Regions from separate parts of the Homo sapiens genome. Here region 1 is linked to region 2. Evidence: read pairs that join two places in POLR2A ChIA-PET (ENCODE). Cell type or tissue: B cell. All regions are shown on one strand. Links, peaks and the distances in the headings refer to the core of each region. The heading gives the core; the rest is flanking DNA.

Region 1 (5,373 bases), core at 52-5,051, 710 kb after region 2:
TGGGCGTGATAATCCATTCTGATTCTGCAGTGTTTGTGCCTGACATGTAGGAGGCACTCAGCAAGTGGGTGCCCTTATTGCCATCCCCCTGCCCCCTGTGCCACTGCCTGCCAGAAAGCACGGAGAACACCTGCCAGTCCTTCTACCACATCCTGAGAAGGGGGCTGTTAATGTTGGGTGAGCATCTGTGGATGAGCTATGGGTCTCTTGTGGAGGCTGAACCCTTAAGAATGGGGAAATGAGTGTGGCAGCTCAAGGTCCTGGTCCCTCAGGCCCCTGAATGTAGCCTCTGAGCCTTAGCAGGGCAAGGGTGGTCAGGTGCAGGGTGCCAGCTAGAGAGTCTTGAGTGTTCACACCAGCTAGTGCAGGTGCAGCTCACACTCAGCTCTGCCCTCTGTAAAAATGGCGGTAGGTTGCACCTCATACCTTGAGCCCTCCCAGACTCCCACCAGCTCCTCTGGCTGGCTCTAAGGCTCTGACTCAGGTCAGATCTCAGCCCTGTCTATACCTCACTGTGGCTAGGGAACCCTTGGGGGTCGTACTGTGCCTAGTCCCACACAATTGTCCCAAGCAAAAGTCTCAGACCATTGGGCCGTAAAAGGAGACCCAACAGCAGAGACTGCAGCTGAAGTTGACTTCACACAAGCCATGGGGGGGTGGCGGGGGACCTCCTCAGGTTACAGCTCAGCCCAAGAACTCCTGAGTCCACTGTTCTGACTGCCAAGGCTGCTGACACCTGGTCAAGGCGGGCAGCAGGAGGGGACACTGTGAGTGGCATGGGTACAGCACTCACTCCTCCTTCCTTCCCCACCCCCACCCTCCCCTGGGGTGGGGGTGGGGGAGTGAGCTGCCCGCTGACCAGGATGAGTCCTTAGCACCTGACCTGGCCCTGCTCTGTCCTCCGCCTGCCCTCAGCCTGCCAGGCTGCAGAAAAGAGGCCATGAGGCCTGAAACACACGAGACAGGCAAACTGGCAAGGCCCGGGAGAGCGGGGACAGAGCGATAGCAGGAGAAACAGGTGGAAAAGGAGAAATGAGAGGGACGAGGAGGCAGAGGACAGAAAGATCGCTAGTGCCATGAGGAGAAGGCAGCAAAGACAAAGCCCTAGTCTAAAGAAAAAGGCAACCCTAATCCCAAACCCGCCTCAAAAACAAAAGCAATCTTTTCAGCATCTCTGGCCTGTCTAGTGCTGAAAGGGCCTCCTGAGGCTCCTTGTTCCCCAAACGGGAGCCTCGTGTTCCTGCTCTAAGCCAAACCTCCACGGTTCCCACACAGCAGGATTTTAATCACAATTGCACAGGGCCTAATCCACTTAGTTCCAAACGGGCAGGAGGGTGGGGAGGAGCCCAGGACCCAGAGCTCCCTTCACGCCATTCTTTCCTGTCCCTCAAGGGGCTGGGTTCCCCAGGTGCAGGGCGCACCCAAGTGAGTCCTCATAAAAACCAATAATGTTTCACCAGCAAATGCACCCAGGCCACCCCAAATGAGAGCCCTGCCTTCTGAGTGTCTGCCGGCCTATGTTGTCTCATAGCATGAATGCAGGGATAGTAACAGTCACCGAGACTGGATCCTACTCCCCACCACATATTCAAACCCAGGGTTCAACTGCACCACAAAGATGATGGTTTTGCAAAAGATTATGAAACTGCCTTTAGTCCAAAGTCACTTGGGGAGAATGTCACAGAAAGCATTTTAAGCCGAGAGCACTGTTCCTCTCTCAACCCCAAGATGGGGCCTTTCATCTGGGACCACACAAGATGTCCAATAGATGGAGGGAGAGCAGTAGAACTAATGTTCTCCAGGGAAAACACCAGTGCTCACAGGAGCCATGGTCTCACTGTCCTGAGAGCAGCAGAGCCAGCTCTCCAGGAAGCGCTTTGTGCACACTCTCATGGCACAGGTATGCTTGGAATGCCTCTCACCTAGGGATGTCCTCAGCTCTTGCCCATGGGCCTTCACCATTAGACATGGCAGCCTGGAGCCAAGGGAGGTTGCGGGCTTACAGAGCCAGATGTTCCAACTACTGCCTCCACCCAGAGATCTTCCATGATGATGTCCCCAGCAGAGGAAAATGAGGGATCTAACTCCACTTCCCCAGGTGTGAAGCTCAGAAGAGATACAACAGACCTCTGTTGTAATGAAAACTGAGTCCTTCCCATATAGTCTGAACAACAGCCCAAGTGACCCAGGAGTCCCTGCAGCACCCTCAGCAATGGTGCTCTACCCTTCAAGGCCCTACACAAACGCCTCTTCCTCCACAGATTCCTCTGGTCCTCCCTCAGCTTCCCAGTCTTTGTCAGGACTTTGACACCGGCCCTGCTGAGGTCAACCACATCCTGCCAGAACACAGGTCTGCGAGTGGGAAACTGGTACTCCACAGCAGGTGCTGAATGTCTAAACCAGGCATATTGTCACACACATGCACACACACATACACATACACACACACACACACACACGTGAGTGCACACACACACAGGCACACACATACACCCTGTGCCTTCCTCTGTCATCCACATCCTTCTCAAACCAGAGGTCTGAATTAAACTGGCAACCTCTTCCAGGAAGCCTCTCCTAGCTGGCCCAGCCCAGATACAGTTTCCACTCGCCCACTCACCAGTCTGATTTCCTGCCCGTGGTGCTCTGGGCTCTGCCCAGCTGCACTTGTCTGAGACTCACAAGGCCTGGGAAAAGGCACACGACCTTTCTGAGGTGGCCTTCACAGTCATCATGGTCCTTGTGTGCTGGCCTCATGGGACTGCCACCTGTCCAATCACTGGCACAGAGTTCCATACAGTGAGGAGGACTGAGCAGATGTAGGTAGACACTGGCAGCATCACTCAGGGCCCAGCTGGGGCTGCCAGGGCTCCCAGTGGAGCCAGAGAGGACAATGCCAGCATCTTTCCAAGGACCAAGTCTCAGAGACCCTCCCGTGTCCCCACAGACTTGCATGAGGAGTGAGATGACTTAGATGCTAGGACTCTGGCATCAAACTGCCTAGGCTCACAGCTCAGCCCTGCTACCCACTAGTTGAGCACTTTGGGCAAGCTGCTGACCTCTGAACCTCATCCATATAATGGGAGTGATAAGAGTTAGGTAAGACAACTCATTCTGTGCCTTGTTGTGCACTGTGGACAGGGCCCGCTGGGCAGAATGCTCTGAAAAACTGTTAGCCGTTTATGGGGGTATCAGAATCCACAGCACCAAGGCCTGAATCCTGGAGAGCTGGCATCAGTTCCTAGATGGGATGGGAAAAGATCCTAGAAGCCCCAGCAGAGGTGATCCTGAGAGTAGGCTGGGAGCACAGCTTCGAAAACAGTAAGCAAGGCCAGCCAGGCACGGTACGAACCATCTCAGAACAATCAACCTCTGCCTAAAATTCCACTATTTGCATTTTGTAGGGTTTGATGCCCTCCCCAGGATCTTCATGAAAAAGCAAATTGCTCATCCCTGGCAGTTAACACTCTGGCTCCTCAGATTCTTTCCTTCTAGGTAAGGAGCAGCGTTGGGAGAACCCAGGGGGCAGTGAAACTATTTCCAGGGACTCTATTGTACCGGCTGCATAGTCCCTCCATGTGCCTCCTGATTTGTTGACTCTAACAAGTGGCCCTGCAGAGGCTGATCTGACCGGTCTGGAGATGGTAGGTGAGGGGATGATGGCTGCCAAATGAAAAAGGGCCTGGCCTGCCTGGCAGCTTCACCTGGCTTCAAATCCAGCTCAACAGTACCAGCCCCAACAGGCCAGCCTCACCCTTGGAGCAGTGGGCACCATCCCCCCAGGGAGAGTGAGGCATCCAGGGTACTGGGCTCTGGATCCATTGCTTCCCAGTCTCTGCATCCATCATGTTCTATCTTCCTTTTGGCATTCTGGTTATACAGAGCCCCTCTGTCTACTCAGAGGTGCAGCCTGGACAGCAGGCAGGGAGCAGAAATGGCCTCATGAATGGGCATTTCCTTTCTCCCAGGAATTCTCCATGAGGTCTATTGAGGCAGTGGAACTGTTAGATTCCATTGTGAATTCCCAGATCTTAGGAGAGTAGAAATAGCATTTCTCTGTGGCTTATCTCTGAGCTGTAATCAAAGAACCCCTCTCCTGTGGAGAAGGTGCAACCTGGAAAAAGTCCAGCTCCTGATGCTCCTTCCAAAGCTCAGAGGGGCCAGAGCCTGGTCATTTTCATAAGCATTCATGAATCTCTGATATATGCCAGGCCTTGGGCCTAGGTGCTATAAAAGAGCTTTGAATCAAAGGGGAGTATTATCAAAGGGGTCAAAGAAGGTTCCATTGCCCCAAAGCCAGGAACTCTGGGCAGCTTCCTGGAAGAGGTGGCACTGGGGCTGAGTCTTGACAGATGAGAAGAAATTCTTCAGTGCTGGAGAAGGAAAGATGTCACCTAAAGTAGAAAAGGGAGGTGGGCTGGACTGCAGAGACTTTGAATGCCACAGTTAGAGGCTCAGAACATACACAGCCAAGTCCCAGCATCCCTGTGTAATCTCAAATCCCTGTGAGATCTCCTCCTGGTCTCCAGAGCTTAGTTTCCCATCTGTCAGGAGAAATATGCCCTCTTCTGTGTTGTGCTTTGAGGCATCACTGAGATCCCACATGCAGAGCAGCCTGGCTCACGGAAGCCAACTGGCATCAAGGGGAAGGAAACTGTCCCAGAGGCAGCAGCCCCAGCAACCTCCCCAGATCCTGGGAACCAGAAGGAAGATGGCTGCTACAAAGACTTGACCCAGAGGACTCTGCAGAGGTCTCCTGGACATGTGGATCCACCACCCCACCACTCTACTCTCCTTAACAAAGAAGGGAAGAAGAGGGCACTGGGAGCCTAGAAGAGCCTCCAAAATGCTTTAGGGGTCAGAGGGGAAGAGCCCCCAGCCCCACAGTCCATAACACAGGGGCAGGAAAGAAGACCCCACCATTATGTCTCCATAAGGCCTTTTATTGCTTTTCTTTCTTTCAATTTTTGAGATGGGTCTCACTCTGTCACCCAGGCTGGAGTACAGTGGCATGACCACAGCTCACTGCAGCCTCAAACCCCTAGGCTCGAGCAATCATCTTTCCACCTCAGCCTCTTGAGTAGCTGGAACTACAGGTGTGTGCCACCACACCTGGCTACTTTTTTTTTTTTTTTTTTTTTTTGAGACACAGCCTCACTCTGTCACCCAGGCTGGAGTGCAGTGGCGTGATCTCGGCTCACTGCAACCTCCGCCTCCCAGGTTCAAGCGATTCTCCTGCCTCAGTCTCCCCAGTAGCTGGGATTACAGGCGCCCGCCACTGTGTCCAGCAAATTTTTGTATTTTTATTTTTAGTAGAGACAAGGTTTTGCCAGGTTGGCCAGGTTGGTCTCGAGCTCCAGACTTCAAGTGATCCTC
Region 2 (5,373 bases), core at 90-5,089:
TGTATACTTTAGTTGTCTCCTCATGGATAAAAAGAATGAGGATGCTTATGGGATTAGAGAAAATGTATGTAGAGCACTCGTGGTAGATTTTCAATAAACAGGGGCCATCATCAACATTATGCTGTTTCCTTTCATGTTAGCAAGAAGCAACACTGGGAGGCTGGTGTGTAGGGCATGAGTACTGGGGACTAGCAGAAGATTGGTCTGGAGAAGTGAGTAAAGGCCAGTGATGCCATATTAAAGACTTTGGCCTTTTTGTAGATACCACCATTGAGACAAGAAATAGAGAATGAAGTTGCTTTTGGGCATGAGTTTGAGCTGCTTGTAGAAGGCAGCTAAAGAAATCAAACAGGCGGCTAGAATAAGGCCTTGGAGCCTAAGAAATTATTTTCTGCTCCTTTGTTAGGCCACGGTGAATAAAGCCAAACTTTAGAAAATGTTTTGGAAAGGGGGAGGTGCAGCACTTTACCCACCTCTCTTCCCTGTCTAATTGCAGCTGCAGGAGAAGCTACGGACCTGGTGTGAACAAAGAAGTCTCCTGCTGTAAAAGGGGCCCCAAGGCCAGCTTTGAACTCGAAAGGCCCAGGAAAAATGGGCTAAAGTTCACACAAGCATAGCTGTGCTACAGAATGGGGGGATGCTTAAGACATGAGCACATTTCTCAGGAATTCCATTTCCATATCCAGGCCAGTGCATTGGACACCTGTATCTTTTGCATAGCAGCATCTTCTACTTCAGCAGCAACTGGATCCAGGCTTAACTCTCCTATTTCCTGATCCATGAGCTGAAAATGCTCCCCTCATTTGGCATTTGCACAGCTTATAGCACAGAGAAGGCAACTATTGCTTGGAGCTGGGTTTCATTTATCATTTCTCCTCACCTTCCTCCAGGCTCCCAAAAGGCACCTTCAGCCATCACCTGAACCCTGCTGAGAGAATGATTAAGGCTGCAGTTGTGGCTTCATTGTCATGTTTGGACTAATTCAAAAGCCATGATACAACTGAGAAGGCAGACTTTCATTAAGAAATTCTAATTCTGGCTGGGTGCAGCAGCTCAGGCCTGTAATCTCAGCACTTTGGGAGGTTGAGGTGGGAGGATCACTTGAGCCCAGGAATTTGAGACCAGCCTGGGCAACACAGTGGGAACTTGTCTGTACAAAAACAAAAAACAAAAAATTAGCCGGGCATGGTGGCATGAGCTTGTAGCCCCAGCTACTCAGGAGGCTGAGGTGGGAGGATCGCTTGAGCCTAGGACTTCGAGGCTGCAGTGAGCCATGATTGCCCTCCAGTCTGGGTGACAAAGCAAGACTATCTCAAAAAAAAAAAAAAATTCTTATTCCACATGAACTCCCAGACTGGACATAATATGAAGATCTCTGAGCTCACAGGCTGTTTCCTCTAATCTATTCTGGCCACGACCAAGGGACAGAAATACATAGATTTTAGATAAAGAATATAGGCATTGAAAAGTGGGGTCCCTAGTCCCTGGAAAAGCCAACTTCAAGTCCTCCAGGTGATACTTCTCTGCTCATCTGCCATATGGTTCTGAGGAGGGTCTGCACTAAGGACCTACAGCTGTTCCCTGCCCTGCTCTGGAGACAGCTTTACTCTTCCCTCTTGCTGTGCCCATTCCTCTGAGCCTTGACCCTTCTGGATGGAAGGCCAGATGACTACATGTCCCTGAGATCCCTCCAGGGTACATGTGCCCACATTTTAGTGGGGAATCCCAGGAGGCCCTAGCCTACCCCTGGGAAAAGTCTCTGTCTCTCCTTGGTCATCAGCAGATTCCTATTGACTGGTGATGGCACCCAATATCACAACAGTCCTCCCCATGAAGAGCACATGGTCTCAGTTTTCAGGTCAGGGGGATTCCCTTGCCAGAGAGAGTATCCTGACAAGGGAAGAGGGGAGCGGGTGGCTGAGAAGATACCTGTAGTCAAGAAGACGTTCCATGAGGCGGGTGACTGAGGTCACAAAGGAAATGCCGGTCTCGCGCCATGTTTCTTGTTCAACCTTCTCCAGCAGGCTATTGGTGGAGGGGTGGAGAAAGCAAACACAATTCATGAGCCTTCTCCTGGGCACAAGAGTGAAGTCCAAGAGCCCATGGAGGCTGTGATGGATCTGGAGACAGCAGACTTACCACACTGCAGTCTTACCTGGGGTAGGGCCCAAACAGCTGGGTTCTACTCCATGCAGCAGAAAGCAAAGATAAGGAGGTTACTGAACTGGCAGCAACAAATGAAAACACATCTTCTATTTCCATGTACAAGTTCCTAAGGATGCCACTGAGGTGGGGGGAGGGAGGGGTTCGGCTCCAGCCACCTTAGGCATACACTGTAACTCACTTCTCTTCTGTTCTAAAGGAGTAGTTGAGGTCTGTTCTGAAGCAGTAGTTGAACAAGAGCCCACTGAGGGATAAGCCTGACTTTGCCAATGGCTGACTGTCTTTATCACTGCCCAGAGCCATCCTCACCAAGCTCTGTTTTTCAAAATTTTAATCTTTCTTTTTTAAGATGGGGTCTTGCTATGTTGCCCAGTCTGGCCTTGAACTCCTAGCCTCAAGTGATTCTCCTGCCTCGACCTCCCAAAGTGCTTGGATTATGGGCATGAGCCACCATACCCAGCTTAAACCCATCATCTTCATGGAAACTAAGGGAAAGATTCCACTAGTCTTGGGGCCCCAACATGAGGGAAAGTGAGCAAGTCCAGGAGCTATACTTGGCCATCCTACTGTCACAGGGAATGCTCCCAAGCAAAATGTGCCAGAGCCAGGAGCTAAATGTCCAGGTTCTTTTCTTACTTGACAACCCCATGCTCCTGGTACCTCAGGGCAGCCCCTGGCTTCTCCAAAAGCCTGGCTTCTGAGATCCTCTGCCATCGCACAGGTCTTTCCTAATGGACAATGACCTGAACTCTTTCTGCTTGTTCCAGTGATGAGCCCAGGTCCATCCTTCACTCCATACAACCCTATTCCTGATTCCTTTCCACACTATTCCTTGCTCTCTAAGGTCATGAGAGTCACCTGGGGTGGCAGACCCAGTTAGGGGTCTAGCACTGGGGACTCAAACCCACAGCCTGACTGCTGTTAATGCTGCTGCTACAATGATGACTGTCTCCTTGCACAGAGCATACTGCCTAGGCCAGGCTTCTGAGAAAGTGAGGGTTTTCCAGGTGACTCCTGTTGTTAGAGAAGGTAAGAACACTGAATCTGACTTCTGTGGCTTTATCCGTTGAGAAATGTACCAGCATTTTTCAAATGTGTTCTACAGAGGTCTCTGTCCTAGAGGACAGGTGGAAATGTTCTGTGAGCACACAAGCATGGAAAATTGGGAAATGCTGATCACTATACCCTCCTTTTGGAGATTTTTCATATCCTTTATTTTTTCTTTTTTGAGATGGGGTCCTGCTATGTTGCTCAGGATAGTCTCGAACTCCTGGGTTCAAGCAATCCTCCCACCTTAGCCTCCCAAGTAGCTGGGATTACAGGTGCGTACCACTGCACCCAGCTCATATCCTTTTGCACAACAAAGGCTTTGAGAAGTCCTACAATAAAGAGGCTTGTTCAATTTTGCTTAGCTGAATCTTTTCTAAACTAATTCACCCATGATTTACTTTTTTTTTTTTTTTAGCATACCTACAAACATCTTCCAAAAACACAAATTGGAAAATGCTGCTCCATGTTATCAGTGGTTCTCAGTTCTTAGACTGATTTTAAAAGAGCTTATAAACATGATTTGGTCAGGTAATTAGTAATTACAGATTATTTTTGTACTTTTTCCTTTGTAGTAGTCATTTGTTAGTGGCCAAGGAACACTGCCTTGTTTCCACAATTAGACAAATCTTCGGCTAAAAAAGAAATACTAAAGTATGGATTCATTTTCACAAATTGTAATTATTTAAATTAAAAATAAATTTACATTTTACCTCATGACTCCTCAAGAAACAAAATGGGCATAGTATAGGGGAGACTCCCCCCTTTTTAAATTAGAAGATCTGGGCCCTCCTTCCAGAGCTGCCTCTTACTGATCATGCAACTGAGTGCAGGCTGGCACTTCCCTGAGCCCAGTTCTTTATCTCTCAAGTGGGAGGGAAGATAATTTCTACTCTGCACACCTTGCAGGTATGTTGTGATGATCAAATAAGGTAAGAAATGCCAATACATTTTGCACACTGGAAAGTTCTAAGCAAATGGATAGTATTATTCCTGAAAAAATATGCTAGAGGTTTGTCTTCAAAATGGTACTAAAACAAAGAACATCTCAAAGTTGGAAATAAGTAAGATGGGGAGGGTATTCTAGAGCTATAAATATCTTAAGATTTCATTTTTTAGGAAGATAAAATAGCAACATCACTATCTACTTGGGAGGGCCATAGTTCCCCTGGGTCTCTCTTCAGGTCTCTTGGCCTCCATCAACTCAAGCCAGAAACCATGGAATGGAGGATCCAGAAGAACCCTGACATCATTCAGTACAACCATCTCATTCCACAAACATGAAAACTGGCCTGGAAAGAGTGTTGCAGCTTGTTCAAGAGCTCACTGCAATGTGAGCTGATTGTACTACCTTACAAAGCAGGGCAAACAGGAACCTGTCTCTCAAAGGAGGATTTATCCCCCACCTTGAAATGCCAGCATTGAGCCCAGAACTGAGTCTCCATGAACCGTCTGCCCCCCATCCAGATGCAGTGCATGTTATGAAGACACGCAATGATCCTTTTCCTGTCAGCAAATCCAGGAGCTCAGAGATTACCTGTTTTCTATCTTTTCAGTCAACTATGGGAATCCCTGAAAGACCTTGGTTTCTTGTTGACAGAAGTTGAGCATTGCTACCATCAGGAACAACCCAGGTCCCTCTTGATGACCAACCTCTAAAGCCTGCCAGTGCAGTTGCAACCTCTACTTTTCATTGGCCCACTTCATCCCATCCCCCAGTGTGGTGTGCCTGGGGCTGGAGCAGCTTACAGTAGGCTGAAGAGCTCCCTGTAGCTCTCGTCACCTTTCCCTTCTGACACCATGCTGTCCAGCTTGTCAATCAACTCGGCCTCCACCTAGAAGGAAGCAGAGACTTCATAAACCTGAGATGACCTCAGAAAAAGAATGGGAAATCCAGTTCCTGTGGTGGGTGAGGATGGTGGGAAACTACTTCCTGATCCTGTCCTTGCTCCAAAGAAATCCCAGGGAAGGTAGTATTTTACCTATAGCACCAAGAAACCATTCTGCTCCCCAAATCAAAAAGGCCTCCCACCCTAATGGTTTGAAAAAGAGATAGGACTTAAAAGTCTCAGGTACTCTTTCCAATCTAAGGGCAAAAGGCAAGGATTCCCTACAGAGAAAAGTACTTTGGATTCAAAAGAGGCCTTTTTCAGATGTTTTTTT

Evidence for each region. ChIA-PET counts read pairs that join two places held together with the same protein. Peaks named below come from ENCODE experiments on the same cell type or tissue, not always from the same donor. Only the 100,000 strongest peaks of a DNase experiment are listed, where the experiment ranks them.
Region 1: POLR2A ChIA-PET joins it to region 2 with 6 read pairs; 3 of 35 experiments call an interaction of 5 or more read pairs at or near these places.

What each region holds. Positions count from the first base shown.
Region 1 is chr3:50,621,365-50,626,737 of GRCh38, reverse strand. All of the region lies in intron 2 of MAPKAPK3 (MAPK activated protein kinase 3), which reads right to left. Among named protein-coding and RNA genes, the nearest start is that of MAPKAPK3, 6.9 kb to the right of the region's middle. RefSeq lists an enhancer at 476-1,252 and silencers at 2,544-2,643, 2,674-2,723. In B cell, for the core only: no CTCF peak of the experiment used is centred there; a DNase peak (open chromatin) is centred at 2,397; H3K27ac peaks cover 1,429 bases.
Region 2 is chr3:51,329,810-51,335,182 of GRCh38, reverse strand. DOCK3 (dedicator of cytokinesis 3) reads right to left here. Exons shown (of 53, transcript NM_004947.5): 33 at 4,960-5,045; 34 at 2,156-2,182; 35 at 1,930-2,025. Among named protein-coding and RNA genes, the nearest start is that of MANF, 53 kb to the left of the region's middle. In B cell, for the core only: no CTCF peak of the experiment used is centred there; no DNase peak of the experiment used is centred there.